3 separate regions of the Mus musculus genome follow, and all the other regions are linked to region 3. Evidence: chromatin loops called from intact Hi-C (ENCODE). Cell type or tissue: gastrocnemius. All regions are shown on one strand. Region 1 overlaps Rad51b (RAD51 paralog B). Region 2 overlaps Gm46361 (a long non-coding RNA gene). Region 3 overlaps Rad51b (RAD51 paralog B).

Region 1 (8,000 bases), 150 kb after region 3:
ATTCCATTCTCTCCATACAAGAGTGTATACTGATTCCTATCAGTCATTCTGCTTCCCAGAGGGGCAATTGAGATGGGTGGGAGGAAAGCATAACAATAAATCCTCACATTCATGCTAGGTGATAATTAAAAGCATTCTCCACCGCTGTTTGCTTGCTCTTAGATGCCAGAAGGAAGGCAGCTGGGCCAGCAGAGAGGCCTGAACTCAGGCCTCAACAATGGCTGCAGCAAGGTGGGCTACAGTGGCTAAGTCTCTCCCTCTCCCTCTCCCTCTCCCTCTCCCTCTCCCTCTCCCTCTCCCTCTCCTTCTTCCTCTCCCTCTCCCTTTCTCCCTCTCCCTCTCCCTCTCCCTTTCTCCCTCATTCCCTCCCTCATTCCCTCCCTCCATCTTTCCCTCCCTCATTCCCTCCCTCCATCTCTTCATTTATCAGCTATACGTACAACCCCAGAGTTAGAGACACCTGAGGATGTCTGTCTCCTGTCCCTTTTACTTATCCTGACTCCCTGAGTGTTCCTTAGTCAGTGACAGCAAGAGCTGGACCTCTTGGATGCTGAACCACTTTAGTGCCTTGAAGAACTTCAGGCCAAGGAGCATAACAGAGGAAGGCGCCTTAATGAGAGTCCCTAAATGACGGACCTGGCCCATTCTAGCCCTGACCTGTTTTATGCCACAAACTGTCAGCTGTCCCTCCTCCACCCTCTCTGGATGTTTTGGGTGGCGCCTCTGACAGCAGCTCCAGACAGATGAGTTATGGCCACTCTGAAAAAGCACTCACATCTCTCTTCCCCTTGGGAGCTAGGACGAGGATAAAGTCAGCAGACAACATTTTTAAACACTGGGCCAAAGGGCATTCTGCAGAGCTGTGTCTCCAAGATGAAAAGGATACAGAGCCTGTGTCACAAGACACTGAAGATTTCCCAATGCAAACGCACCTGGGCCATTGCAAACAGAAATGCAAACTCCTGCTACGTGTTTGTGCTAGGGGGCTGGGGGTGAAGGCGGGGGGACGACAGTGCCAGTAGAAGTTCTGGTGTCTTAGATTTGGGGTTTGAATCCTGGAACTCCATATTCAACACCTTAAAGGGTTAATCAGGTGATTCTGATGTGAGAAACATTTGACCCAACCCCATGTCCTGCTATTGTGAGTGGCCCAGTCCATCTCTCACAATTAACTTACATTTTTACACAGGACATTCTAAGAAAACTACAGTGAGCTTGTGTGTCATCTCCTAGCTGTTGACATTCTGCCTCACCTGCTTCTGGCTTACTGTCATTATCCACCTAGTTTGTGATATCATGACGTTGTTACTGTCTTTGTGGCACCATTTAACAGCACGTTGTAGATGTCATAGTCTTCCATCCCCTGAGACTTTCATTTGTCTCCCAAGAACAACAATTTCTCTTATACAGCCAGCCATACTACATTTATTCTTTCACCCAGGAAATTAATATTGATACAACACTGTAATGTAATATAAGGGCAATATTTAAGCTTTGCCAGGTGTCCCAGTAATGTTGCTGTGGCAGGCCTTCTAGAGTTCAGTCCAGGATTAGACACTGTGTTTAGCTGAAGTGTCGCTGAAGATCTTTTGGTCACTGGTTTCACAGAAACATTTTTCTTCAAGAACATACTTCCTGATAAATCCTCTCTCTCTCTCTCTCTCTCTCTCTCTTTTGCCTCTTGGCCTTGCCTCTTGCAGAGCCAGTGAGCTGATGCAGGTATGAAGTAGGAACTGCTCACGTAGGTCTAAACTAAACGTAGTAGGTTTCAACTAAACGTGAAGGGACTGGCTACCAGACCTGGGATTTCCATTTCTTTGTGAGCTGAGTTCCCAAAGTCAAAGCATAGCTGTCAGAGAGTCCCCTTGCTTTTCAGCTGAGTGGGTTATCACATGGCTCTCTCATTATCCAAACTAAGGCCTGAAACATGTACAGCTTCTATATATTTCCTGCGTCTTAAGTCTTCCTAGGAAGAGTAACTGATAAAGGATATGCCTTTTTTTTTTTTAACCTTTTCCAGCTCTCTTCAAAGGCAGTTGTCTGGATGTCCATGTCTGAGGAATTTCTCTCACCCCAGCAGTCAGGGTTCCAACCAACCTGATGTCAGACTAGACAGCTGTGTTCCTTCTCCATTAGCCCGTGTTTCCCGAAACAAACATCAGATGGCCAAAACCTAAGATGATGACCATGCATAATACAGATTTACTGAGACTGCAACTCTGGCATCCTCCGGCCGCCTCAGATACCATGATGAGAGCAGGAAAACAAAATTCAGACCAGGACAGCTGTTAAGTGCAATGTGAAAAATCCATAGCAAGAGGATAGAAATACATCTGGGGACAAGGGACATCTCATGTAAACATCCTGGCTTATTTTAAATGAGCATGGATTTTTTTTTTTAATGTGCTTCAGGTTTCTTTAAATAGTTCAGTTTTTGCTTTTTTTTTTTTTTTTTTTTTTTGCTAGTATGTGTGTGTGTGTGTGTGTGTGTGTATTTCCATTCCCATTCGTGTGCATGAATTCACTCTAATAAGGGAATTCATTATTAATTAGAGATTCTCCTCAGGGCTGGAAAGATGGTTCAGCAGATAAGAACACTTGCTGTGCAGGCATGAGGGCCTGAATTCAGATCTCCACCATCCACATAAAAACCCAGGCATGGCCACACCTGCCTGTAACATGGCACTACAGTGGGTCCCTAGGGCTCACAGCTTAACTCCAGATTCAATGTAAAATTCCAGCCTCTGTGGAAAAGCAGGACACCTAATGTCACCCTCTGGCTCACCCACACACTGCATGGATATGCACACCTGCACACACAACTTCTTCTCACAGGTTGAGAGACTTAGTTTCAGGTCATCCTTCAGGACTGTCCCCCTCCAATAGAAAGTACCAGGGAGAAAGCAGTACTCCTGGCTCAGGGGCTCCAGTGATCTCCTGGGTGGTGTTGCCAGCTGAACCCATGAGAGGAGATTGCTTCTTTCTACTCAGACACTGGGACTATTCCTGCTATTTTTTTTTCCTTAGCTATATTTAAAGATATTGACGCATGTCACTGCAAGCACAGCCCAGAAGAAGCCCTACATAGTTGGGATAGTTTGGTTGCCAAATGGGACAGTGTTCAGATTGACCTTTTCTAAGAGGGAGCCTCCTCACCCTGATTCCAGACAGTTTCTCCATGGTAACCCTCTTAGATGACACCTGCATTCACCCAGGACAGTCCCAAGTCATCGCTGCTGTCCCCTTATGACTCAAATGAGCCCATCTCTATCTCACAAGTATCCCGACTGGATAATAACTTACACGACCATTCCAAGACTCTGGGAAAGTCTAAGTATTCTCTCCCCATACAAAAATCAGCGGGGCTGTTTGAATGATTTGTGCTGGTGCATACCAGGCTTTATCCTAGTGGTGAGCTCACCCCGCCTCTGCTCCACCTGCTGCTAGGGGAGGTTAATCCACCTCTAAATCTTGCATTCCAAAGGTGCTGATTACTCTACCATAGCAGATGGCTTCTGCTTCCCTTTGCTCAGTCTCCCCAGGAATGAGTGTTACTGGGGCTTGAGTCGGGCTGAGCATGTGATATGAGCAAACACTGGACAGCAATCCATCCCCCTTCTCTTCTAGCTGAGAGAGCCCAGAGACGACAATTTCTCCATGACCTAAGCAAAGTGGCCTGGTCCGCTAGCAGGTCACTGGGCTGTGAGCAGATGGTATTGGGTGAGACAGTTGTTACATGGCTTTATGCCTCAGATCCTTTCCTTGTAAATCTGAAAGACTAATAGCTTCCAAGTATTTTGAGAATCTTGTAACTCAGAAGGTTATAAATAACATAAGCTATTTCTTTCTCATCTAAAATGGCAGTCCAGTATGGTTGCTTAATAGTTAGCGTGTGGTTCCTGGGCCAGTCTGTACAGCTGATGGTGTTTTTCCAGTACTCTATTTATAGAGCTAGGTCAGAAATGTCACTTCCGTTGGAACTTGACCTACAGACGATTGTCAGTTCTAGAGACCCAAGGAAGCAGAGAGCACACTAAATACAGCTGGTTCACAGGTTCAGTTAGCGAACTGCAAGCCCCCCAAGGAAATTGTGTTGGAGAATAGATGTTTGAGCCTTCCCAATCTCTCTGTTTGATATGTTGGCCCTGTGGCTCCATGGAACTCGAAGGTCACCTTGAATCTTCGTTTTTTAAAACTCCTGTTCCGGGCAGTGTCCCGTTCATCTTCAACTGCGGCTGTCTTTCTACATCAGACACAGTGAAGATTCTTGAGACCCAGCTAGGCAGTGTTGACTATGTGGAAAGCTGGGGGGGGGGGGGATCTGAATGTTTCCCCTACTTCATCTTTCTACTGGGGTAACCCAGATTCTCCGCGCATTTCCCTAGATCAAATGGGTGAGCCCATGGAAAATGTCTGCCACAGGTCAGTGGCTCCCTGGCCTGGTCTGGTACAGGAGAATTGGAATCAAATGGATGGTGATCCCCATCTGGTCCCAGTCAACCACTCAGACTCTGGAGTTTAAAAGCTTTGTTGATTGGGAATTGTGTTTGCTAGAAGTTGGTCCTCGTGGGTTGTAGTAGGTAGAACAGACAAAGAAAAAGGCCTGGTCTGGGGAGAAACCTGTTGTCGGCAAAGGGGCCGCACACTTGCACTGTCTTTAGGTATGTATACATGGTTGCTGAGCAGGGCCTGGCAGTTAAAGGCAGTATGGAAGCACTGTGCACTCAGGCTTCCTAGAAAAGACAAGGTCCCAAATAAGAAGCCAATTTTTTTGCTGTCAAAATATCATAGACTCTGGATTTTTTTTTGTTTGTTTATTGTTTATTGGTTTTGGGTTTTGTTTTGTTTTGTCTTTGTTTTTGTTTGTAAGTATACCCAAGGACATTTGAAGTCACTTTGAACAACTCCTTCTGACCATGGGTGAAGCTACTGAGGATTGGGGAAAGTCAGCCCTGTGGCTCACTCCTGGGTGCTTTGTTATGGCTGCTCCTTCTCCCAAGTGTTCCTGTTGAAAGCCTGCAGCTAAACCAGGAGTAGAACCACAGGCCAGACCATCAGGCCTGCCATAAAAAGTTCCCATGGTAACCCACCATCCTTCCCTACACTCATTTCAGTCCTGAAAACCCTGAGTATTGTCGTTTGTAACTTCCTACTTCTTATCCCAGGAACTTACTTTTTACCCAACTGGACAAGAAGAACCAAGTATTCCAAACATTCACTCCTTTAAGCCCTTCCCCTTCCCTTCCGTTCCTATTCTGGAAGTCACCACTTTGTTAGTTTGGTTTTAGGGGGTTGTTTTTTGTTTGTTTGTTTTGGGGGTGGGGGTTTTCCACTTATTTTTAAACATGCATAAGTCTATTCACTTAAAATTGAGTCCTCTGCCACAGAGCAAACATGCTTCTGCTATTCACTAGCAACAGTCTAACCTCTCAGAAATGTTTGGCAGAGAAGTCATAAATTTAAATGTTTTCAGAAAAGAAACTTTTTCATTACAGCACACACACACACACACACACACACACATAAACACACAGGCCCTTCCTAAATACTGACTGACACAGAGTGGTACCAGCTGCCCATCACCTTCTAGAAACCAGGCTCCCTAACAACTTGGCTATCCTCCTCTAGCCCTGAAATCATGAGATCTACATCCTGTGTGTACAGAGCAGAGAGACCATGGGAGAAATGTGTTTTCCTATCCAACTCCCACCAGAGGCTGGGAACTGGCTCCAAAAGATAGCAGTTCTGGGAGAAGTTTTAGAAGCTCCGTCCAGATCCTCACCGAGTCATTCCTAAGCTTTGCTATCTCTGATAACGATTAGAATGGAAAAGAAAGAAAGAAAGAAAGAAAGAAAGAAAGAAAGGAAGGAAGGAAGGAAGGAAGGAAGGAAGGAAGGAAGGAAGGAAGGAAGGAAGGAAGGAAGGAAGAAAGAAAGAAAGGGAGAGAGCTGCGATTAAACATCTTTTCCCCCTCACCTTTCATCTTCTGTGTTTGTATCTTTGTTCCTGCTATTTATCCTTAGCCATATCAAGTATCTCCATCTAGGGTCACCAAGAACCTTTGGTTGCCTGGAGGCAAGAATTATTATTCGAATTTTACAGATGGGTAAGCAATCACAGAAGGAGACTAGCAAGCTTTAACTCACCTAGCCAAGTCTCTGACAGAGTGGGGCATAAGGATTCCCACAGTCTTTTGAGAGAGCCTCACTTCAGTGTGAATGAACTAGGCTGTTCTGGGGACCTTGCAGACTCTAGCCTGTGAGGATGGGGAAAAAAAAAAAGGAAAAAAACAACCCAATCATGAAAATATTTTCAAGTCCCAGTTCATGTCTTTGACTTATTTTTTTATTTGTATCGGAATCCACCAAATGCCAGACAATGAAGTCATACAGCCTTGGCAGGTCTAAATATCACAGTTGTTCAAAAATGGGAGGAAGGGAGAGTGCCCCAGTTTTCAGAACTTCCGCTGAAAATGAACACAGAGAAGACCTACTTATCAGTTTCCTAACCAATGAGGTCACTGGGCAGGAAATCACCTTTTATAAAGAGTCAGTAAGCAGACTCTCCCTGCTTTGAATTTTGCATAAACAGCATTAGTGAGCACTTATTCCAGCCCTCTCATGGGAATGCTAGAAACTGCAAAGACAGAAAGGACCACTAAGTTCTCCTGTAGGAAACAAGACCATGAATGTATAGTAACTGACAGCCTCCCTGTTGACCCCTCTCAAGTCATCTACCACCAGAGCCACCTCCAGTTCTTCTCTTGTGTTTGAAGCTGCGTGAAGTGACCTATCTTTCCTCTCCTAACCTGAGTTTAAGCCTCTAGCTTAAAGGTCAGCTGTAGGCCACCTGACTTGTGTGAATGCAGCTGCTAGGCCAGTTGAGCAAAGTTAAATAACTTGCCAAGCCAGGGCATGCATGTGCTGCCTTCGTTGAGACCTCTTGCCCTGTGTTATCACTGAACATCAGAACAAAGGAAGCTGACTGTGGAGTCTGAGTGACAAGCATTTTCATAGGAGTGATAAGATAACTTGTCAGGACCGTTCCTGAAATGGGCCTTTGGGCAATCCAAGACCCTTCTCAGCCCCTGTGCACAGGAGAATAACAAGATATTTGATCTTCAAGACCTGATGAGCCCAGAGAAGGCTAATCGAAGTAGGGGTTAGCAGCCTAGTTTTGAAACCTAGCTCTGCCGTTAATCAATCTACGTGACTTTAAGGAACTGCCTTCATCTCTCATAGCTTAAGTCTGTCAGTAGAACTGATAGTGTTGCTATCTCATAGGCTCAAAAAATGTGTACTGAGATATGAAATTCAAACAATGTAAGGTGCCTCTATTTGAGGGGTTTACATAGTGCCTAGTATATAGTAAAATTGGAAGCATTGTCTTCATCATTAGTAACTTTAAAGGCCTTGCTGGGGTTATTCTTACACTGGCCTGATGCTTGCAAGTGTGTCTGGAACACGTCTCCTCAAGGTCACTCACTCAGAGTTTTCCCTGGAAGCTTTTCTCTGTCATTTGCCCTTGCAGCCCTTGATTAGATCCCAAATATATCTGACCAAAGAACAGCCAAGTGTCTGCCACCCCTCCATCCCGCTCCCGTGGGCCTCGTGGTATAGAGTTTTTCATTTTGCTTTATTTTTGTTGGTTTTATAACCATTTGCTTGTTTATTTACTTTTATGAAATGTTTAAAACAGTCACCCATGCCCTGAACGTGTCTCTGATCTCTAGAACCATCCTTTGCCTTCCTTTAGAACTAGGACACTCCACCAGTTTTATCACCACCAAAAAAAAAAAAAAGTTGTAAGTTCTTAACCAATTAGTAACTCCTAATTGTTCACATGTAGCCTTTTCTTGGCAAACTGTGAAGCACAGCTTCACTTAATCCGCTCACTTAGGAGATGTATAAACAGCTGGCTGCTACAGTTAGCTTGAAAAAATGCAAACCTATTAATTTTAGCTTAAGGTAGAATTAAGAATGTAAATATGCTGTTAAAAC
Region 2 (8,000 bases), 280 kb after region 3:
TAGATGTTGTATTGCTTTCTGGGAACCCGAGTTATTTTGCTAACCTGTTGACTCTTGGAATGTGCAACCTGAACTTCACCATCCTTTTGGAAGGGCATGGGTTGAAAACCCTGCTTCTGTCTTGACCTCATATAGTCTTGTGAATGGAAGAAAATGTCTTGAGATACCTCTTATAGATCTTGAAGTCACAAAGAGGTTGAACATCACTACGGCCACCAACATTTCAGCCATGTCCACAGATAAGAAGACAGCTCATTGCTTGTCTTATTATAAAAGATCCTCTACTGCCTCTGTCTCTTTGTGTTCACTATTCCAGTAAACTGGGCTGTGTTTCTCCTGGTCCTACTTTAATCCAAATTAAACTTTTGTAAGACTTGTTTCCCTTAAGTCAGAGCTCAACAAATGTGTTCTTTAAAAGATGAGAAAGCAAATATTTTAAGCTTTGAGAGTCAGGCTGTCTGTGTTAGTCAGACTTCATGTTACTGTGACAAAATCATGACCCGGACAATTTAAGGGAGGAGACATTTATTTTGTTCATAGTTTTCAGAGTTTCAATCCATCCTGGCATAGAAGGCAGGACAATGAATAGCAGCTTGCCTCAAGGCAGCCAGGAAGCTGAGACAGGGTTACCTTCCCTGCCCCTATCTCACATTTGTCTTTTATTTTGTTTTATTTTGCTTTGTTTTTTTGAAACAGGGTCTTGTTTAGCTGACCTAGAACTCACTGTCTAGATCAGGCTGACCTAGAACTTGCAGAGATCCTCCTGCCTCTGCCTCCCAATGGCTGGGATTAGAGTGTAAGTCACGGTGACAGACCCTGGTTTTGTTTTTATTGAGACAGGATCTTGTTATGATTCCCTGGCTGGAACTCACAGTGCAGAGTAGACTGGCCTCAAACCCAAGATAATGTTCTTAATTCTGCCTCCTGAGTCTTTTCCTATTTTAATTCTGTGTGAGCATCCACCCAGCTGAGATGGCGTCACCACAGTCATAGCAAGTCTGTCTCCTTATCTACTGTTCTCTGGATCATCCTTGCAGAGGGAAGTACCCTGAAGTTCCCTTTACTAATTTCTTAAGCCCTTTCAGCCAACCTGGCAATCAAGTTGAGTCATGACACTCACTGTCTCTGTCACGGCTACTCAGTTCTGCCACTGTAGTACAAAAACAGCCATTGCCAGCATGCAGACAAATGAGCTTGGTTCTAATCAAACTCACATTACAGAAGTAGAACAGGAGCTGGGTTTGGCCCTAGGACCACATTCTGCCAACCACTGCTCCATTGTGACTCTTCTGCTCCCCTCTGCCTCCTTCTCCATGGTTAGCTATTTATAAGCTCAGACCTCCCGAGGGGCTGGTCTTGAAGTTAAGGACTTTTGCTCTTAGATCTCCCCAGATCTCTAGGACTGAGAAGCTGTTTGGCAAAGGCAAGTGGTTGAATACCAAAACAGCCGCAGAGAAACAGCTTCCTCAGGCCTTGGCGAGACTGTCACACATTTCAGAGCAGATATAATGGTAGCAAGGTCTATAGAAACAGGAATGAGGCCGTTAAAGATTCACTAGGAGAAGGGACAGATAACCAGACCAATCCCAGAGATTCTGTCTACCCCTTTCCTCTGCTCCCAATTCCCCGCTTCGCATGCCTCCCACTTTACATCCCTACTTAAAGTCCTCCCCTTTGCATGGAGGCCACTTCATGTGCTCTTGTAACCCCAATACCTTGCTTTACCAGGATAGACTCAGATGGAATCATTTCTTCGATCTGTCAGTGAGTGCCTTATCATTCCAGAAAATAATTAAGCAACGAGAATTGTTTCTGTGTCCCTGGCAGGAAAAAAAGGGGGCAGGGGCAAATTATTTTACCAGGCATGAGATTTAGTAACTTAATTCTATTGTTTAAAATGAAAGGTTATATGAAAATCCTGACAGATGAGCTTAGAGAGTTTGCAGCGTGTTTCTAATGGGATAGTCATCGTCCTGCCTTCTGGCCTGTCATGTTTGTCTGCCTGTCATGTTTTAACTCACAGCTTCCATAAAACCCCCAGAAAACCTTGTTTTCAATCCCATAGCTACAGCTGAGAGCAACCCTTCCCTGTCTTTATACAGTGCTCTGTGATGGTCAAAGCACTTAGCACAAATCACATTTCATAGATGAGGCAATTGACGCACATTAAAGGACTTGCTTTGATTGGCATTGCTGAGACCTGGGACTCCCACCTAAGAGCCCTACTCATTAGACCAGGCTGACTCCCAGGCATCAGAATGAAACAGCAGTGAGAAAGGAAGCCAGGGGCTGGAAACGGCTCTTCAGTTAAGAGAACTTGTTGTTCTTCCAGAGGGCTGGATTTAAGTTCCAGCACCTACATCATGGCTCACAACGCCTATAATTCTAGTTCCTGGGGGCATCCAATGCTGTCTTCTGGCCTTCTTATTCTGTGTACATGGTGTACATACATGCAGGCAAACCATCCAGACATATAAAATACAATTTAAAATGAACAAGAAAAGAGGAGCCAAGCAGTATTTTAATCCTATTTGGAATTCCAAGGAAACCTTGGAAAGAGTATCAGAACTTTGATGGTATTTGTTAGTGTGGCCCAATAGAAGAGTAGATACCTTAACAAACTTTGCACAAGACACATACATCTTGAAATCAAATCGACTAACCTTCTTGGAAATAGCAAAACTTTACACTAGAACTTGGCTTGAATGAAGAGATTCACAGCAAGCCTGAATCCTCATCACCCTTGTAAAATGATTCAGGCACCCCAGCAAAGACCCCAGTGTCTTGCTTGTGCTTGACCATGAAGGTCACCCTTCACAATGGAAGGTTAATACTGACTCCAAAGTGAGCGAGCCACTGTCTCCATCACTGCCACTTACTACAGCCTGTGCTCCGTGTTCCTTGGAAACCTCTTGCCTCAGCTTGGGCTTGACCCAACCCACTTAGAAGGAGGAGAGCAATTTTACAGCCCTGCGTGGAGTGACTCCAAGCCAGTCGTATCTATTTCCAAGTGATCTGACGCAGCAAGCAGATCATGTTTCCTTTGGAGGCTTGGCTGAGAAAAGCTGGGCTGGCAGGTCTGAGCCAGAGTGAATAAAACGACTGTCAAGAAAAATCCCAAATGGCCTCTAAGGAGGGAGGACTAATGAAATGCTCAGGTCAGAGGTGGGGTGCTTTCTGGGGAGATTGTAAAAAGAAAGGAAGATGAGGTGAGCATGTGTGAAATTTGCAAGAGTCAACAATGACAGGGGACGCCAAGCACACTGGCACATGCCCAGAACGTTCCGAGAGCAGGCACCTAGCCTGAAACAACTCTCTCTCATACACACAAAATCTAACTCTTAATTTGAAGCGTACCTTTACTCAGAATTTTTATTGGAATTTCTTACGGTTGGTTACCTGTCCACCTTGCCCCCATCCTGCCAAAGCCAGCAGCGATTCTAAGTGCTTTGCCAAAGACCAACAAAGCCCTGTATTCAATTATTCTTGTCTCAGGGAATAGAAATTAGGGAATTCCAGGAACGGGATGTGGGAACAACTGAGAAGCTAGGCTTCACTTGAGATCCTTGAAAAAGAAATAAATACCTTGTTGTTGGGATAGAAATAGAATTGGGTCTGCACAGATCATTTGAAAGGAGAAGCCAAGTCTTAGGACTGGCTCTAGCCCGCTGACTTTCTGCTCAGGATGATAAGAGCAGACCATTGACCATCAGATCCCACGGGCATGTGTCTGGCTCTTGGTTCTCTTCTTTGGCTGTACATGGGGTATTTTAAAGGGCAAGACACGGGGACAAAGCTGTTTTTCTTGAGCAAGAGGTGTGTGCGTCCAGCTCCACACTTGTCAGTGAAGCCCTTTTCCATCCAAACAGCTTGGCCACTGGATATGGTAGCAGCAAACGGCCACTTCCCCTTGCCTCATGCCCCTGACAGTCAGCTGGCCTGTTTCAGGGCCCTACTGTGTGCCAGTCATTGTCTTGGAATGGAACCAGAATGCCCTTGCCCTTGGTGTCTTGTCTATGTATCTGGACAGGAGACACCTGGGGCAGAAACAGTGTGAGAAACACTGGAGATTTGAGAAGAGGAGCCACCAGAGTAAACATGAGGACAGAAGGGGTCATCCCTAAGGTCTTTATTCTCCTTTAAGGACCCCACATTGATTTCCAAAATATCAATTATCCATTTGTTATTTAGATAGGCTTGGGGTTCAACATGAAGTGGAATATGGAATATAAAAAAGGATTGCAAGGAAAGGGCTCATGTGGCTTAGTAGGTAGAGTGCTTGCCTAGCACGTATGAGGACCTGTGTTGAATTCCCAGCTCGGCAGAAACCATGTGTGGTGCAAGCACACATATAACCCCCGGGTTTGGGGTGGAGATAGAAGCAAGATAATCAGAAATTCAAAGGTCATCCGTGGTTCTAGAGCGGGTCTGAGGTCATGAAACTGTCTGTGGAGCTGGAGAGATGGCTCAGAGGTTAAGAGCACTGTCTGTTTTACAAGATGACTCGAGTTTGAGTCTTAGTACCCACAAGGTAGCTTACATGGGCCTGTAACTCCAGTTCCATGGAATCCAACTCCCTCTTCTGGCTTCTGTGAGCACTAGCTAGGCACACATCCAGTTCACAGATAAAACACCAAACACCCCACCCATACCAGTTCTGAACACAAAGACTAGCACAAACAGCTACTGTGTTTGAACAGTTGTCTCCCATTTGTAGAGTAGAGAGAGAACCAAGAGTGGCCAGATCCCAGAGGGAATCTGCCATAGCCGGTGTGTGTGTGTGTGTGTGTGTGTGTGTGTGTGTGTGTGTGTGTGTGTCACATTCAGGTTGATGTTGGCACAGATGGAAAGGGCAGATGTCAGTGAGAGAGGGAAGATCAAGAGTGGTTTTAAGTTTTCCATTTGGGTATCTGTGGGATAGCAATTTTGTCAACTGACATAAAAGAGACAGGGGAGGAACATGTGAGGCGATTGTCATAGGAGGCAGGGTCATGATAACCAATATGCTTTAGACATGTGTGATTGGAGAGAACCACACAATGCCCAGCTCGAAGTGTCCTGTAGGCATTTGGAAATACATGTGGGAAATTCAGGAAGATGGCTGGGCCTGAGATCGTAGAGCATGGGTGGTAAGTGAAGCCAGCAGAGTAATAAGGTCACTCAAGCAGAACAAACATATCTGAAAGAGCAAACAGAAGCCCAAACCTAGAGAAGACACCATTTGATGCGGCAGCAGCAAAAGACGCTGGGGAGGAGACAGAGGGAGAGATCTAAGAGGTAGGAGGAGGAAAAAGGAGGACTTCCAGCTACTGTTGACAACAGGTCAGGGCAAAGGTCAGTGGGTATAGGAGCTGTCACTCTGGGTAAGCAGTCTGCCCAGTTCTTAGCAGGTTACTCTTACTGGGGAGCACTTAGGGATACTGGGCCATGAGACAAGCGAGCTGTGTCCATCAGGACTTACTTACGTCACCTACCATTTCTAGATGTGGATGAGTGCTGAATGTCCTACCTATGTAGGGAAGGCCTTAGCTTGACCACACCATTAGCTCCTGTCTCTTACTACCTCTTACCAAGAACAGCACTCATGGACTAGATAGGTGAACAGCCCATATATAGAGGTCTGGGTCCAGGTTTCAGAGTTTTAGATGCTGGGGTTAGTCCTCATGTTAATGCTGATCTAGGTCTCTCCTTAGGCTAGCCCCCTTCCTCAGAAACCCCTGCCACATCCAGACCATCTCTAGGGATATCCCCATCTGCCTTCCTTCTTGTCACAATGATGTCTGCATTTACTGTAGTCGCTGAAGTAGACAGAAAAATGGCATGAAAACTTATAGAGAAGACGGTACAGAAAACCTATCGCTGTGAAGACGCTTTAGCTCAAGTGGGGAGAGTTAGATGGGCTAGGTACCCACTCACTCCACAGAGCTCGGAATGCACGTATCTGTAGTGAATCATGAAGGGAGGGGACGCAGCCTGGTCCTCTAGTCTTCCTCCTCCTTGGAATACATAGGTCCCTTCTAGCTGATGCTCTCTGAGGGACAGGGTCATCTGTCTTGTGTACTTTTCCAAGGTATCCTTCCTCCCTAAGAAAGAACAGGCCAGGCCCGAGCAAAGCATATTGAGACACCCCGACATCGAACACTCCTCGGCCTCCCTGGTCTCATTGTCCACAGCTAAATCACTCTGACCTCCAGGCCATTATTATCAATGGAGTCCTTTTCCATTTCTTCATGGGCTGGTCAAGACTACTTAGGAAGGGGACATACAAGATGCAGTCACTTTACTAAACGAATCCAAAGCAAAACCCAATGGAGACCCCACCACTATGTACACATGGAAACTCAACTTTTAGGGGTCCTGCTTTGGAGGCTCAGTGAAACCTCCTGGAGACAGAAAAAGCCTGGAACAGCTTTTTAAGAACTCTCTGAAGCCAGACGCGTTTTTCTCTCTCCTCCTTGCTTCTCTTGGTCTAGGAGGCTGCTGGCCTGCTTCCCGTCTTGCCCCCACTTCTCTAGTGCCCAGAACCCCTGCTGAGATTGTCCTTTTCCTCTGGGACTCCCCCTTCTCCTCCCCCCAGCCCAGCCCAACCACTTACCTCCACTGGGCTCCTGCGTCACTGCTATTCATCTCCTTTAGAGCTGGGCTTGGCTGCAGATGCTGTCAATATGGTAACTTTAGACTCCCTGATTGGAAAGGCTTGCAAGGCCAGTCAGACAGCCCAAGGAAGAGAGCAGTTTGATTTACTCCCTGCAGCTTTGAGCTGGTCCTGCCCCTCCCTCTTTGCCCGAGCTGTGACCTCCTCAGGTCCCATCCTGTGTTCACAACAGAGGGGAAGAGAGAGGAGACTGGGCGGTGATCTAGGTACAAGGTTGGCCAACAGCTCAGGAGGAGCTGAGGAGCCAGAGGTGCAGGCCATAATGAGCATGGAGTGGGTGCTGGTGGGGCAAAACAATGCACAGGGCCTGAGACATGAGGATCATCCTCCCACCAGGGCCATGATGGGGGCATCCTACAGGTAACAGGGAGACCCTGAGGCCCCTGGCCCCTCTGAGCTTGTTCCCTTTTCTGTCTTTTCTCTCCTGAGCTCCCTGATTGGGAGCTGTCACTTCTGGGGGACTTCTGGGAATTCTCAAAGTTGTTAGCTACCCTCTGAGACCTCTTCCAGTTCTTAAGACCTCATCTGCATTTGATTTCAGGATGTCCAAGTTGTCTAAAAATTCAGATCTCCTGGAAACCTCTGAGGCCAATTGTTCGGGCTCTAGAAATTGGGGAAGTTGGGAATTTTGAGCTCCAGAAGTTATCCCTCCAAAGTGCCACCAGAGATGTTCCTGGCCACCTGTGACATTTCCTCAGAATCTGTATTAAATTCAAGGTTCTTGAACCATGGCTTGATTAGAAAAGAACCCATGAATACTGAGGGAAGGGAAGACAGATTTATCTGAACCTAAACCCTCACACCAATGAATCACATGTCCTTATTAAAAAATGATTAGTTCATATCCAGGGTGTAATCTATGGGCCAGATACATTTTAATAGAAGGATCTAGAAGAAAGAAAAGGTCTAATAGGTATGTCTTTGTGTCTTTGCTCCTAAGTCCTGGAGAAACTTGGGTGGAATCCTCCTGTTCTCCCTGCTGAGAGGTGTTGGGCTCGTGTTTGGTTGCCTCTGGTGACAGGCAACTTGCCACCAAAAGGCAGCCTAGTCACACTTTGGCTGGCTCTGACCATTGTCCAATAACTCTTTATTGCTATGCATTCCCCAGCTGTCACCAGCATCTGTTTTGGACGGGGAAAGGGAAAGGACTAGGAGAATTCAGATGCAGGGGGTCATCCTGACACAGGAAGAGAACAGAACTCTTCTGAGGGTGAAGGAGGAGGTCTCGATTCCCTTCTCATGTCATAGTTAGTGCTCCAGTCTGTGCCGTTACAGGGTGCTCCCTTCTGTAAAGAGTCATAGGGTGCTCCCTCCTGTACAGTCAGAGGGTTCTGCCTTCTGTGCA
Region 3 (8,000 bases):
TATTCCATGACTCAGACAGACTATAATGAATCGCCTTTATCCCTGGGTATCTGAAATCCTGGGTTGCTGTGTTGGTCTGTTCTTCCTAAACACAGAGCCAACCACAATGCCTGTTGTAAACCAGCACTGTTTGATTTCTTCTGGCGTTTCCTCACCATGGGTGCCTCTCAGCCTAATTACATGTTGATTTGTAATCAACAGAAGCTCCCTCTCATTTGATTTCATGCTGACTCTGTATCCCACAGGTCCCTCCACACACACCATTTGGAAACCTCCAGGATTATTGTCTCAACTTCAGTTTCACTAAACAGGTCTCCTTTCATGATGGCCTGCTTTTAATCTGTTGCTTTTCTGTTCAGTTACTCTGTCAACCCAAAGGTATCTGTTGTCTATTTAAAAACAAACAAAGCACAGCTATATGTTGGTGGGCTCCATTTGTCTGTCTGAAGTATTAGGGAAAGTGCCGTCATTACCACGAGCTAGTCCAGTGCCTACTTCTCTCTCTACTTTACAATAAGATACCCAACCTCAGAAAACAGAAATGGTCTCAACCAGAATCATCAATGAAGTCTGATTTAGATAACAATGAGAATTCATCAAATACGTAGAAAATATGTTTCCTAGAGAATCTAGCCTTTTTCCTGTATTTGGGAGTGGTGAAGAATATACCCAAGAACTTGGAACAGATACAGAATGGGTGAACAACCAGAAGATCTGCCGGGCAAGACTTCCTTTCTCCCTGCTGAACTTTTTCCTGTTATTATCTCTGAGATGAACAAATTTGCAAACAGAAGCTGCCTTGGTATTGTCTTTTCTTGACAGACCGCTGTGTTCAGTGATTCCTACAGCCCAGAGTGTATGCTGGACAGTTGGAAGCTTTTTGAAGCCGTTGTATTGTTAGGGAATAATTAGGGTGAATGAAGCAGGGAGTAGGGGTTAACAGCAATTCTTTGTTGTAAGCAATTGCTAGTCTTGGCATCAATATTAGTAACAAGGCCAATCTACTGGAAGGATTCTAAACAAAAGATGGAAAGGTTGCGGTTGGTTTGTCTAATCCAGCCAGTAAATCCACCCATGCATGGCCATTGTACCCTGTGAGGTCTCTGGAAATGCCTTTGGTCACACTGCATTCCAAGCCACTGGGTGGGTGATCTCTGCACAGTCTTGTACATGGGTTTCCTAGAATGCTTCCCATATGGAAAGGGGATGCACAGGTGTTGCCTTGGCAATTAATCAGCATACTGCACAAAGAAAGTAGTCTCCGGACATTGGGATAGATGAATGGGTATCTTATGAAAGGCTCATGATCTTTTCTGTGGCTGAAGGAGTCAGAGAACGCCCTCATGCAAAGGGCTGGATGTGTCTATTGAGACTAAGGCAAAAAAGCACCTAGGTAAACCGATGACCTGTGTTCTCGTCCCTTCTGCCCGCTCCAGGCCAGCTGGGCCCAGTCTTCCATTCATCATCTAGTCCAGCGAACTAAGGTAGCTAGAAACTTAGTACTTCCCAGACAGTCGTGGCAGTCTGGGCTAGAGATAGAGCAGTTGCTTAGCATATGTTTAGCCCACAGCACTGAACACAAAACCAAACAAGCCAGATAGTAGCTCTTAACACTGAATGTCTGTTTCTCTTCACCCATGTGGGAACCTGGAGCTGATGTAAACACTGAAGCCAATCAATCTGCAGCTCTGGTTGATCAGAACTGTAATCAATACACAGCAATAGTGCCTTGCATAGGGGCCCTGGAGTCCTGCACAGAGCCTGCCAATTTCATTTCTACCAAGTGCATGGTATTATGAACCCTACTCCCAAATCAACTTTCCACCAAAGGTCCCCACAAATCTTGCTTTCTACTGTCATCCAAAAGGATGGAGATGCTAAGGAGTATAGAAGTGGAGGGAGAGATGTCTCCAGGAACACTTATGATCTTAGATACATATATCTAAAAGGCAAATTCTTGCCTCAGGTGTTGAATAGGAGTCTAATTTCACAGTCTGACTTGGGCAAAGGATGACTGTTCCAGACTGGTATTGAACTCCGAGCACTGAGGCCAAGGTGATTTTTCACCTGTATACTCTTCCCAGAATATACCTGACGTCCTGTCTGTGTGTCAGGAAGAGTCCTGTGTGACAGGGATGGGGGAGGGAGGAGCTGTGTGAGAAGAGAAGTGGCTGGGCAGCAGTGGGCTTGTTTTCAGTTTCTCAGCTGCTCTGGAAAACAGCCAAAATGAATGAGATACAACAAGCCTTCGGTGTTATTGTAAGCCACAGAGAGGCAAGGCCCCTCATTTTAAAAAGCTCTGTAGAGTTTAAAGTTTCATGTGTATTTGGTCTGGGGCAAGTATAGCCCTGAACTTCCTCCAGGAAAAGGTTCTATTGCAGGAGCGCCCAAAGGGCCCCGCCTCCCTGGGCAGATAGTGACTTGATGGAGCTAAAGCAGTGTAGCATCCCAGTGAGCCTTTCTGCTGTTTGGCTAGTGGAGGAAGATTGACACAAACCTTGGCTAGCCCTGTCTTCGTGGCCTCTAGAAAAGACTAGAGAAAAATCTGTTTGTCTTAGAAAGTGGATGGTCTAGCAGAGGGGAGAAAGGAGAGGGCTAGATCCTCTGGGACCAGTGTGCTTGTGTAGTGTACACAACACGACACCCAGGGATACCAGGCAAAGCTAACTCCTGGCATTCTCCCAAAGGATGGACAAGCTGAGATGTTCAAAGCAGGTCACCCTCCATAGAGGAAAAGCTCACGAGCCTGAGGTGGCTGTGAGTCGCGTCCTGCCCTGGCAGTCATGGTCATGTTCCAGGCTTGATGGCGCTTCAGTGTGACTCTTGTCTGCAGTTCACGTCAGTGGGCTCTCATTACTGTCTTCCTAAGTCCTGTTGACATTTGTAGGCAGAGAAGAAATCTGGATAAGGAAAATTCTTTTCTTGACATTGTTTAAAAGCATTACTAAAAAAAGAACAGACAGTATTTTCAGAGCTATGTGGAAGCAATGACGTTCGTGGTCAGTGTGGAAGCTCAGGTGGGTAGCTTGGTGAGCTGTTTCAGGCCACAGCCATTTGTGAGCAGCCTGGGATGTTCTGATATGGATACGAACACATTCATACTTCAGTGGCCACCTTTTTCTTCCCAAGACTGTCTTTTCTAGCATACAGCTTTTAGGATTTTTCTGGAAAAATTGCATTGTATTGGTTTGTGATGAGCTTAAGTTTCCAAAGAAATCCTACTGGATCCTCAAGACTGTTTCGTGTAAGGGGAAGAGTGGGTATCAGAAGCAAGCCATCTTTTTATCTTAGAAGTGGCAGGAGGTGGCTGTTCAGTCTACAGCTGACTTATCTGTGTATTTACAAACTGCAACTGAGGACAGCGAAGTGGCTTTGCTTGAAGTTACACAGAAAGTTAGTTCAGGAACAGCAAAGAAAAGCCCTGCCTCCTCATGCCTGGCTTGTCATCACAATGTGAGCTCTGTCCAGAAGAAGGGAATTCAGTCCTGTTGCTTTAAGAAATTTTGTGGGCCAGGCAGTGGTGGTACACCTTTAATCCCAGCAGATTAAAGGCAGAGGCAGGCAGATTTCTGTGAGTTTGAGGCCAGCCTGGCCTACAGAGAAAGTTCTAGGACAGCCAGAGCTACACAGAGAAACCCTGTCTTGAAAAAAAAATATTGTGAATATGTAAGACATTGAAGTGGCTTGTCAAGGTGGGCTCGTTATCCTGGATGAAGCATAATTTTAAAGAAATGTATTTGGAACACTCTAATTTTAACCTATGTTCTAATTCTAGCCCACAGAATTTTTGCTCAAAGTGCCCCCGCATACATTTTGTTCGAGCAGACCCTCAAGGCAGTTTTGTGGAAGTAGGAAAGACACATCTAAGTACAGCTGTTTTCCAGAAACAGAACTGAAGCTGGAAGCTGTGTGTGACCCAACCACACTGCTAGGAAGCTGCTGAGCGGGGCTCACGCCCAGGCGTGCAGGCCAAGCCCACGGCTTATCTCATTGCCCCACCATGCGTGTTGCTAAAATGATGTTTTAAAAAGCAGTCCCTTTTCCTCATCTTCTCCTGCAACGGCTACACTTTTCCTGCCCTGCCCGAGACAGTGCTGCCGTAGCCACACCATTTACCATATGTGGAGGGAATGGGCCTTCTCCTCCGCGCCTTCACTTCAGACCCAGTACTCTTTGCTTCCCCTTCAGATGTGAGGGGCTGCTGGGGTTATTGGCAGTGTCTCACTAGGCTGCCAGCGTTGAATAACCTTCATTTAAAACAAAAACAAACAAGGGAACAAGGGATAGGGAATTTAGCAAAGTTCTTGGCTCCCTTTTCTGGCTCTTCTTGAAACCCAGCATGCATTGTCAAGACGTGCTGCTTGTTTTCACACTGAACGCTAGGTGGCAGGGTGGCCACACCACTGGCTGTGGTCCCAGGGACAGGAATGAGGAGGCCTAGACCATCTGTGGCTTGGGGAGATTAGGCTAACCAACCTGGCTGATCTCTGCTTGACAGGGAACTGCCCGCAGTGAGTCTGAAACATATGCTTCCAAGATACTGCCTTTAAGTTTCCTTCTCCCTTTATTCCCTCAGCCCACTTGCAGTTTAATTTTTCTGCCCCATTGCATTCTGGTAGTAGAGGGCAGACACTGCCTGCCAGCAGCTGCCTCGAAGGGCAGATTGTGATGGGAGCACACAGTGGTGCTGGCACTCTTGCCTTGGCATGTCATTTGGGTCATGGGTGTCTGAAGGTAAGACCTTCCCTTGAGTTCATTAGATATTTCTCAGAGGGACAGCAGACTGAGCCTGAAGATCATAGTAAGCCATTACCCTACGATCACTCACTGTCCCCACTAACTCAGATACGCTGAAGATCACAAAAACAAGCAAACAAACCAAACAACAACAGAAGGCAGATTTTTGTTTTGCTGGCATGGCGCCATCTTGATTCTGCTGTGTAGCTAGACTGGCAGAGCTGCCGTAGGTGGGTGAGACATGGCTTCCAGTTTTTGTTCTTGTTTTCTTACCTAATAGTGTACTGGGGTCTGCTACCCTGGATGCCTCGCAGGCCACAGGCCGCAGGCCACAGTAAGCTAAATAAAGCACCAGTACAAGTTGTGTCCTTTCATGTTGTAGAGAGCATGAACTCCGGTTACAGAAATACTTCTCTGGATCTTTGGATTTTTTTTTTTTTTCTAAGAAAGAAGAAACACCATTAAAACAAAACATTGTGTACCAACTGAGGATAGCACCCTGACAGTACCCACCTTGAGACTTCAGTTAAAAAAAAAAAAAACAAGTCTGAATGTAGAAAATTGATCAAACAGAAAGATTTCGTTTTAATTACAAAGCATTCTTTCCTCACAGCTGAAACCACAATCAGATTTCATTAAACAGTGAGTAGTGAGTTCCTGATGTGGATTGTAAGTGACTCCATCGATGAGAATTAAAAAAAAAAAAAAATAGACTGTGTAAGTCGCAACTTTTCAGGAACTCACTTGTTGCGTAATACCAAGAACCAAGTGTCTTTGTACAAGAACCAAAATCACTTTGTACATATTCTTACATCACGACCTACCATTTCCCAACTGGGGAACCCAAAGCATTTTTTGGTTTTCAGCTAAGAGTCCTGATAAAATCCTAATTTTGCACATACAGCGTTGGTGACACTGAAGGGCCTCGTGAATGTGACCAAGGTGACTCGTCTACAGGATAGTTCTGTAGATGAAGGCCCAAGTGTTCTGCTGATTCAGTTGCCTAATGGACTTTCATTAAATTCAGCAATATGACTTTTGAGAATACCTCAAACAACGTACATAAAGCAGGCCAAGGATATTAATTGCAGGCTTTGAAGCTGGAAGAGGGTGGTGAGACCTTCTCCTTCCCTAAGAAAGAAATGTCATAAAAATTCCAAAGCAGAGATCAAATTTCCAGGGGGAGGGGCTTCTTTATTGTTTCCTCTAATAGCTGCTCTTGAGCCTTCTAGAGTGCTGTGTAGATTAGCCCTGGGCAGGGACTAAACAACAGCTTGGCTTTGCCCCACTCTAGTATTTTGCACCCATTTTGAATGATTAATTTATGATATTTTTGCTCTTGTCGGTCCTTTCTTTTATTCCACCTCCCTTCCCTCCCCCTGGAAGGTCTTTATCTTCACACTTTTCCAATTAATTGGTTTCCTTTGCCCTTGGAACCACAGTAAATGTGTAGTGGGTCTTTACGGGGGGGGGGGGGGCTTCATTCTGTGGATCATGCTTTAAAGTCTTGGGACTGGAGGGATGGTGAAAATGAGTCACAGCTTGTTTCTATATTTGCTTCTGTGTCAAGGGGTGTAGTTTTCTTACTACAATGTCTGCTCCATAGCTTACATTTTCAGGGAAACAAACCAGAATTCAGTCAGTTCCTTTAATGAAATGTTTTCAAATACTACAGAGTTCTTGGCCTCTGTAATTCCACACTGAACAGCACAGTGATGGCGGCCTTAGTATTTTTCTCCACAGGAAGAAAAAACACACTCAAAATAGGCTCCCTACCTCCCACCCCATGAGTCCTCCAGGAACAGGCCTTCTGAGTGTTGCCCAGGCCTGTTCACAGCCTTAGGACACCAGCACTAATTCACTGAAGGCCCCATAGTTACTTCTGAGTGACAGCTCAGGACAGGGACTTCAGGGATTGGGATCTAACAGTTAAAAGGAAGAAAGAAAGGAAGGAAGGAAGGAAGAAAGGAAGGAAGGAAGGAAGAAAGAAAGAAAGAAAGAAAGAAAGAAAGAAAGAAAGAAAGAAAGAAAGAAAGAAAGAAAGAGGGAGGGGAGGGAGGGGAGAGGAGAGGAGAGGAGAGGGGAGGGGAGGGGAGGGGAGGGGAGGGGAGGGGAGGGGAGAGGAGAGGAGAGGAGAGGGAGAGGGAGAGGGAGAGGAGAGGGAGAGGGAGAGGGAGAGGGAGAGGGAGAGGGAGAGGGAGAGGGAGAGGGAGAGGAGAGGAAAGAGAAGAGAAGAGAAGAGAAGAGAAGAGAAGAGAAGAGAAGAGAAGAGAAGAGAAGAGAAGAGAAGAGAAAGAGAAAGAGGGAACAAAATAGAGAGTAGAGCTGGGGGTCTGGAGGCGTTTGCAGGGGGAAGTAATGTGGGAGAAACACAATGGCTGCCCCAGCACAGGACTGCATCCTGGGATCCCAGCACTTCACTGGAGTAGGCATGAGCTGTTAGAGGTCAGCTTGCCTTGATTTTTTTTTTTTAGCATAAAAAAGCCAATGACTACTCTTGAGTGTCAGTTTATTGAGCTCTCTAGCACAGACTCATAACTTCTATTAATTAGGGGAAAAAGCCTTCCAGAGGAAAGGGAAATGCCGGGCAAATACAGTTGACTTTGACCAGTTGTCAAGTCCCTGCTGTTAGGAGTCATGGACAAGTCCTTGATTCTTATTTGACAGAGCCAGGGTTGGGGGCGGGAGGAGCAGTTCGGCTTCTGTACACTTTTGGAGAAGGAACTTTTTTCCTCCAAACCACATTTTGTTCTGGACTTACCATCCCTGTAAGGTCTCGCTTACTATGGTGCTCCCTTCAGTCCAAGCACCTTCAGGAGCCTTCTTAAAATTCCTTCTTAAAAGCATAAGGTAAAAGTGTCAAACTTGTTTTCCTAGACGGGAGTGGAGCTGGAGAAGGGACCAGGCCCAGTCCTTTTGCTATTTTAGATGCTGGTAAATAACTTGAAACCTGTTAAAGCTTTTAAAGGAATGTGGAGGAGTTGTCCCTTTGACTCTTGTGTTTCAGAAAGCAAATAAAGGGAACAATTTTCAGAAAAGAGTCAGCCCTTCATGGGCTGCATTCTTTTCAGTACCTTGCAAATGTCACATTTGTCCCTAGAGGCTCACAAATTGATTCACTTGTCTCCATGTCTTAACAGGTTCAACATCCTTATCCACTGCCCCAACTGATTTTTTTTTCAGTTTAGTTTTGTGTGTGTGTGTGTGTGTGTGTGTGTGTGTGTGTGTGTGTGTGTGTGTGTTATCCTTGTCCAAACCAGCCA

Evidence for each region. A loop is a pair of places that touch in the nucleus more often than their neighbours do. Peaks named below come from ENCODE experiments on the same cell type or tissue, not always from the same donor. Only the 100,000 strongest peaks of a DNase experiment are listed, where the experiment ranks them.
Region 1: a loop joins it to region 3, with 5 times the contacts of the local background. A loop is called at or near these places in 5 of 42 quality-filtered maps.
Region 2: it touches region 3 in a loop (2.9-fold over the local background); 5 of 42 quality-filtered maps call a loop at or near these places.

Annotation. Positions count from the first base shown.
Region 1 is chr12:79,755,810-79,763,809 of GRCm38, forward strand. All of the region lies in intron 8 of Rad51b (RAD51 paralog B), which reads left to right. Among named protein-coding and RNA genes, the nearest start is that of Gm36048, 39 kb to the right of the region's middle. In gastrocnemius, a CTCF peak has its summit at 3,444; no DNase peak of the experiment used is centred here; H3K4me3 peaks cover 815 bases; H3K27ac peaks cover 7,261 bases.
Region 2 is chr12:79,884,405-79,892,404 of GRCm38, forward strand. All of the region lies in intron 1 of Gm46361 (a long non-coding RNA gene), which reads left to right. Among named protein-coding and RNA genes, the nearest start is that of Gm46362, 4.2 kb to the right of the region's middle. In gastrocnemius, a CTCF peak has its summit at 4,582 (motif pointing left); DNase peaks (open chromatin) are centred at 3,012, 3,250, 3,870 and 6,538; H3K4me3 peaks cover 556 bases; H3K27ac peaks cover 7,643 bases.
Region 3 is chr12:79,608,488-79,616,487 of GRCm38, forward strand. The region is part of intron 7 of Rad51b (RAD51 paralog B); the gene reads left to right. Among named protein-coding and RNA genes, the nearest start is that of Gm36048, 190 kb to the right of the region's middle. In gastrocnemius, a CTCF peak has its summit at 4,375; DNase peaks (open chromatin) are centred at 2,726, 4,036, 4,442, 4,634 and 1 more place; H3K27ac peaks cover 4,637 bases.